Regions from separate parts of the Mus musculus genome. Here region 1 is linked to region 2. A link is a loop called in an ENCODE intact Hi-C map of the cell type or tissue named here. Cell type or tissue: left cerebral cortex. All regions are shown on one strand. Each heading gives the region's core, and the rest is flanking DNA. Links, peaks and the distances in the headings are about the cores only. Region 1 has its middle 34 kb from the start of Mill1. Region 2 overlaps Psg20 (pregnancy-specific glycoprotein 20).

The links. A loop is a pair of places that touch in the nucleus more often than their neighbours do. Peaks named below come from ENCODE experiments on the same cell type or tissue, not always from the same donor. Only the 100,000 strongest peaks of a DNase experiment are listed, where the experiment ranks them.
Region 1: it touches region 2 in a loop (8-fold over the local background); 6 of 42 quality-filtered maps call a loop at or near these places.

What each region holds. Positions count from the first base shown.
Region 1 is chr7:18,209,982-18,212,900 of GRCm38, reverse strand. No RefSeq gene overlaps it. Among named protein-coding and RNA genes, the nearest start is that of Mill1, 34 kb to the left of the region's middle. In left cerebral cortex, for the core only: a CTCF peak has its summit at 1,775 (motif pointing left); a DNase peak (open chromatin) is centred at 1,754.
Region 2 is chr7:18,678,626-18,681,544 of GRCm38, reverse strand. It overlaps Psg20 (pregnancy-specific glycoprotein 20), which reads left to right. Exons shown (of 6, transcript NM_054058.1): 5 at 370-720. Among named protein-coding and RNA genes, the nearest start is that of Psg20, 5.9 kb to the left of the region's middle. In left cerebral cortex, for the core only: a CTCF peak has its summit at 1,511; a DNase peak (open chromatin) is centred at 1,535.

The sequences.
Region 1 (2,919 bases), core at 226-2,725, 470 kb after region 2:
ATGGTATCTTCTGCATCTGCGATTCTCTCTTTTATTTCTTGTATTCTGTTGGTGATGCTTGCATCTATGGCTCCTGACTTCTTTCCTAGGTGTTCTGTCTCCAGACTTGTCTCCCTTTGTGATTTCTTTATTGTTTCTACTTCCATTTTTAGATACTGGATGGTTTTGTTCAAGTCCTTGATCTGTTTGGTAGTGTCTTCCTGTAACTCTTTAAAGGACTTTTAGGTCTTGTACCTGTTTACCTGTGTTCTCCTGTATTTCTTTAAGGGAGTTATTTATGTCTTTCTTATAGTCCTCCATGTCATCATGAACTTCTCTCTTCAAAGTGACTAAAGTCTCTTTGACTTTAGATCCACATCTTGTTTTTCTGGTGTTATGGTGTATTTAGGACTTGCTATGGTGGGAAAGTTGGGTTCTGATGATGCCAGGTATCTTTGGTTTCTGTCGATTCTGTTCTTATGCTTGCCTCCAGCCATCTGCTTATCTCAAGTGCTCCCTGCCCTCAATATATCTGATTGAAACCTGTCCTTTCTCTAATCTCAGTTGAGTCAGAACTCCTAAGAGTCCAGCTTTCTCTGTGATCCTGTGATTCTGGGTGTGTCAGAGTTATTGGCAGTCAAGTTTCCTCTGAGACCCTGAGATCCTGGTGTGACCAATCTCCTGGGATCCTGCCCGAGTTAGAGCCCCTGGAAATGGTACCTCCTCTGGGGACTGTGGGGCTGTCTGCTGAGTTTGAAACCAAGGTAGAACATTGTCGACCATAAGGAACCCGAGCTGTTGGTTGGGCAGGGCTCCTGTGTCCTGCTCCTGCTGACCCCAGGCACTCTCAATTGTGTTGGATGGATGTTATGTTCCACTTACCAATGATCCTAAGATTCTGGGCATGCTAGGATGCCTAAAGGGTGGAGAGTCCTCTGGGGACCATGGGACCATCCACAGAGTTCATGCCCAAGGTGTCTCAGAGCTGGTACAGACCAGAAGACAGACAGAATCCTCTTGCTTAAGGACCTTGATTCATTCTTCTCTGAGTGGCTCCTGAATATACAGTTATTCCTCCCCACCCTCTTCTCTTCACCTTGTTTGGACAGATCTCAGTGAGGAAGGCTCAAGTTTATTTTTTAACTTCTATTCTTCTTTCATATATTACATATCAACCACAGTTGATATCCTCCCTTCACTCCTTCCAGTCCCTCTTCCTATTTAACCTCTCCCACATATCAACAGAGAAATTTTGCTACACACACACACACACACACACACACACACACACACACTGGAGGCTTGATGCCCAAGCATAAGGAGGATGTTAGAGCGGTGAGGTGGGAGTGGGTGGGTGGAGGAGCACTCTCTAGAGGCAAATGTGAGGGAGGGGGTATGGGATTTTCAGAGGGGGTAAGGGTTGTCAGAGGGGAGACACGGAGGGGGATAATATTTGAAATATAAAATAAATAAAATAACAAGAGAGAGAGAGAGAGAGAGAGAGAGAGAGAGAGAGAGAGAGAGAGAGAGAGAGAAACACAACAGACACAGCAACTCGTGCCCCAGGTGCAAGATCCCTATCTATTAATGGAGGTCCCTGCACAGCCTCTAACTCAGCTGTCCTGCAGCGACAGCTCCGTAATGGTCATGTCCAAACGGAATAGAGATGACAGTAAAGCAACAATATTAATATCCTTTTAGCCAAATCACTGTCCTTGTAGTGCATATGCATTCTGTCTTGTAGTTGCTTGCTGGAAGTTATCGCATTCTCTGATCAGTGTTTTAGTGCCATCTAGCGACAAGTTTCTGGAATGCGACTCAAAAACTCTAGGCAGGGTGGTTGTGCTGTTTTTAATGCAAAGGTGATAATAGTATTTTTACTTTAGGTATAAGAACACATGCTTTAAACTTTATGATAACACGGTATAAAACACGCGTGTTTAGAAAGATAATCCACAGGATGGGAAAGAATACATACAAATTAAAGATTAGTTAAAGGTCTGGCACAGTGGCCACCTTTTAATCTCAGCAGATCAATTTCTGTGAGTTGGAGGCCAGCCTGGTTTACATAGCAAGTTCCAGTCCAGCCAGGGCTACATAGTGAGGCCTTATTTCAAAAATAAAAATCAAAGCCGGGTGTGGTGGCTCACGCCTTTAATCCCAGCACTCGAGAGGCAGAGGCAGGCGGATTTCTGAGTTTGAGGCCAGCATGGTCTACAAAGTGAGTTCCAGGACAGCCAGGGCTATACAGAGAAACCCTGTCTCAAAAAACCAAAAAAAAAAAAATCATGTAAGAAATTAATGCCCAGAAGATAGCACCTAAAATCATCAAAAGAAGCATTCTAATATCAAATTAGACAAAGACCCAAATAGATATTTATACAATGACTACACACAAGTGATCAATAATCAATATGAGAAAAAAAATATCCAACCTACTGATCCCAGGGAAAACAAAGGTCCAGGACTTTAGACTCAACTGGAATTGTTTATGCAAAAAATTCAATTGAAAAAAGTTGTAAAAGTTGAAACCATGCATGCCCCTTGATACTATGAATGCAACAATACTCAGCAGCTCTGAAAACAATGTAGCAATTTTTCTGAAAGGTTAATAGAATTATCATGTGACTCAGCAGTTGCAATTGTGGACATATGGCAAATACAACTGAAAAGAGCAATGTCCAAAGTGGAAGTGACCCAAGTGTTCATCAGTGGAAGGATGGAGAAGTGAAGTGTGGCCAGTTGGTATGCAGAATACTACTCAGACATAGACATCCTGGTCTTGGTTGGATATGATAAATATTGATGATATTATGCCAAACAAAATAAGCCAGACAGAGTTACAATCACATTTTAAAGATATTAGTTATTTGAGAATTTCTTACAATGTATTCAGATAATTTTCATGCCTTTCTTCATTTCTTCCCAGATCCATGCTCC
Region 2 (2,919 bases), core at 267-2,766:
AGAAAGTGAGGTCAGAAGCTGAGTGCAGGTACAAAGGAAATGGGAAAAGTCAGGAAGTGAATATGCAGGGTGTGCAGAGACCAAGGTCAGAGGGAGGCACCATCTCAAAGCCCAGTGTGCATGAGTGTGTGCAGTGTCTGACGCAGGGCAGTGAGGGGCAGCCATGGAGACACCAAGGAGAGAGCTCCATGCAGAGGAAATGACAGATTCTGTGGCACTGAGGGCTGTTGCTGACTTCCACCAGGTGGGATATACACACCCATGCCTGTACGTCCATGCTCAGTGAAGAATCCATCTTGTCAGGATGCAGGTCGATGTCTTTTCACCAGGCACAATGATCTATGTGATGACTTCTCCTTTCCTTTCCAGCCCCGTGCTGTGACCCTCCTGACTCTGCCCGACTCAGGATTGATCCAGTGACATGTCATGCTGCTGAAGGGGGAAGTGTTCTTCTCCAGGTCCATAATCTGCCAGAAGATGTGCAAACCTTTTCCTGGTACAAAGGTGTGGATAGCACTCCATACTTTAGAATTGTAGAATACAGCAAAGCGATGAAGTCCATTTTCAGTGGCTACGCACACAGCAGAAGAGAGACAGGGTACACTAATGGATCCCTGCTGCTCCAGGATGTGACTGAGAAAGACACTGGCTTCTACACACTATTAACAATAGACAGCCATGTGAAAGTTGAAACAGTGCATGCACAAGTCAACGTCCACAGTAAGTGACTCTATGGCTTCCCACTTCTGGGTGTGGCTTACTTTACTTCATACATTCACACTGAGGACTGGGCTGTTCCTGCTCTCTCCACCACTGCATTGTGTCTTCACAATGGCATTTGGACACTTAGTGCAGGGCACACATGGGGTGGTCCAACAGCATTAGATAAGAACCTCTCACCTGTCTTTTCATGCAGAGTTACCCATCCTGTGCTGGGTAAACTCAGCCCAAGAATGTCAGACTCAGCCTTGACCCTTGGGCCTCTTATTATGCCCATATCCCTGATATAGACTCCATGTGTGTCAGATAAGCCCTAGGTGAGGAAGCCATGAGTCCCCACACAGAGCACCAGGAAACCCTGGCTACAAATCTCTGTGATGGTTAGTCTCCAGGTGTCACTGGGAAATGTTTTTGTCATTGGTTGGCTTTGGATTCCTGCTACAGCTGACATCGTACAAGGCTGTCATTGCATATGTCACTATCCATTGCACTGTCATTAGAGCCACAGTTATGATATTTATCCTGGACATCATCATCAGAGACTCACCCAGGAATGCATAGCTGGACATGACAATCTAGTTTCGCAGGGCATTACTAGCTGTTTGGATGGCATTATGAGACTACAAAGGAAGGTCAGGATCTTCAAGGTGATGGACAAAGGACTCAGGTCCTTTAGGGAAGTGTTTGTCCTCTGATGCCCACCTCCTGTAATTCTTGCCTGCAGGCAAAAAGTTTCAGATTTGCTAACTGGAGAGCACCCAGAATGAGGTGCAATTCTGTTCCTGCACACTAGATGGTGCAGTAACTCAGCCTAAGACCTCAGAGTTGGCCCAGTCTCCTGAGGCTCTTGCCATGCTCAGAATGGCAGAAAACTCAGAAAAGCAATTTTAGGAACCATGCACTTAGGGTGTAGCCTGGCTCCATCCCTGACCCTATAGACTTCGAGTTCTTTTGTGCAGTCTTTCAGACCTACTACGCACATTACTCTGTCAGAGAATCCCAGCTATTCCTGGGAAATCCCATTGTGAATCACCTAGACAGAGGACAGCTGCCTCAAAGGAAGGACATGAGCAGACCCTAGGTGATGCTCAGGTAGCACAGGATGCTGAGAGTCCCTCTGAAACTCTCCTTAGGTTTATGGGGCCACTGTCCTCTCTCTAGGGTCTAGGTGACCTCCTCCTTCACAGCCAAAGGAAAGTCCCCACACAATTGCTCCTGGGTCTCATGACAATGCACCCTGACTGATGATTCCAGTGAGCATGGGTCTGTCCCTTTCCTAGACATCAGTCAGCAGGTCCCTTCCTAGTCCTTACAGGCATTTGTGTCAACTTCCTGCAGGGAGCACATTACAAGGCATTGAGGACAAAGGGCAGCTTAGGATCCTGTGCTGTAAAGGACACATTGTGAGAACACAGCAAGGGCAGTCCTGTGGTGAGCTGTTGCTGCCCCAGGGTGCAGAGATGATTATCAGCCTTGTGTTTGACCCCATTTCTGACAGCCCACAGCAAAACCCTGGGAAGGTCCTGCCTGGGCAGAGGCTGAGCTCAGAGGGAGGAAGACTGCAGAGCTCATGGGCAGTGCTGGAGCAAATGCTGTTCTCTACAGAGGGAGGGCAGTGCAGCTGCTGCAATCACGTTGGCCCACTGTGTACTTCTCTGCAATGCCGTGGTATTGTCTTCCGCTCACTGGTGAGGAGGGCAGTGCCTCACTGTGTGGGAGGAGGGGAGCTCAGAGACTTGCTGGAATCTCCTAAGGCAGAAGGATGAGAAAGGATCACTCAAGTTGACCTCTGACCTCCATCTAGGTGCTATGATCTGTCTGTAAGCTTACACTTATGATGCTGTCCACCTGCACCTGCACACACACTGCATACACATCCACATGGTAATGTGTGCTGGAGGTTTAACCAGTGTCAGTAGGTCCAAATATGAGAATTTCATTAGCACCTGGACATGCAAGATCTTTGGACATCTGTCTATCTACCCACAGGCATTTGAGGCTGTGTAGGTAGTGGACTTTCTTGAAATATTAAATTAGATTTTTTTCTAACAAGGCCCTAGGTGTAATGGGCTGGAAGACAGATCAGGAAGGCAATCTCAAAGTGAAGTCAGGTGCTGACTGGACCAGAATGGAGGTTGGGAGGTAAAAATAAAAACCCTGGGGTCTCTAGAAGAAGAAGTGAGAGATCTCTTGCCTGCA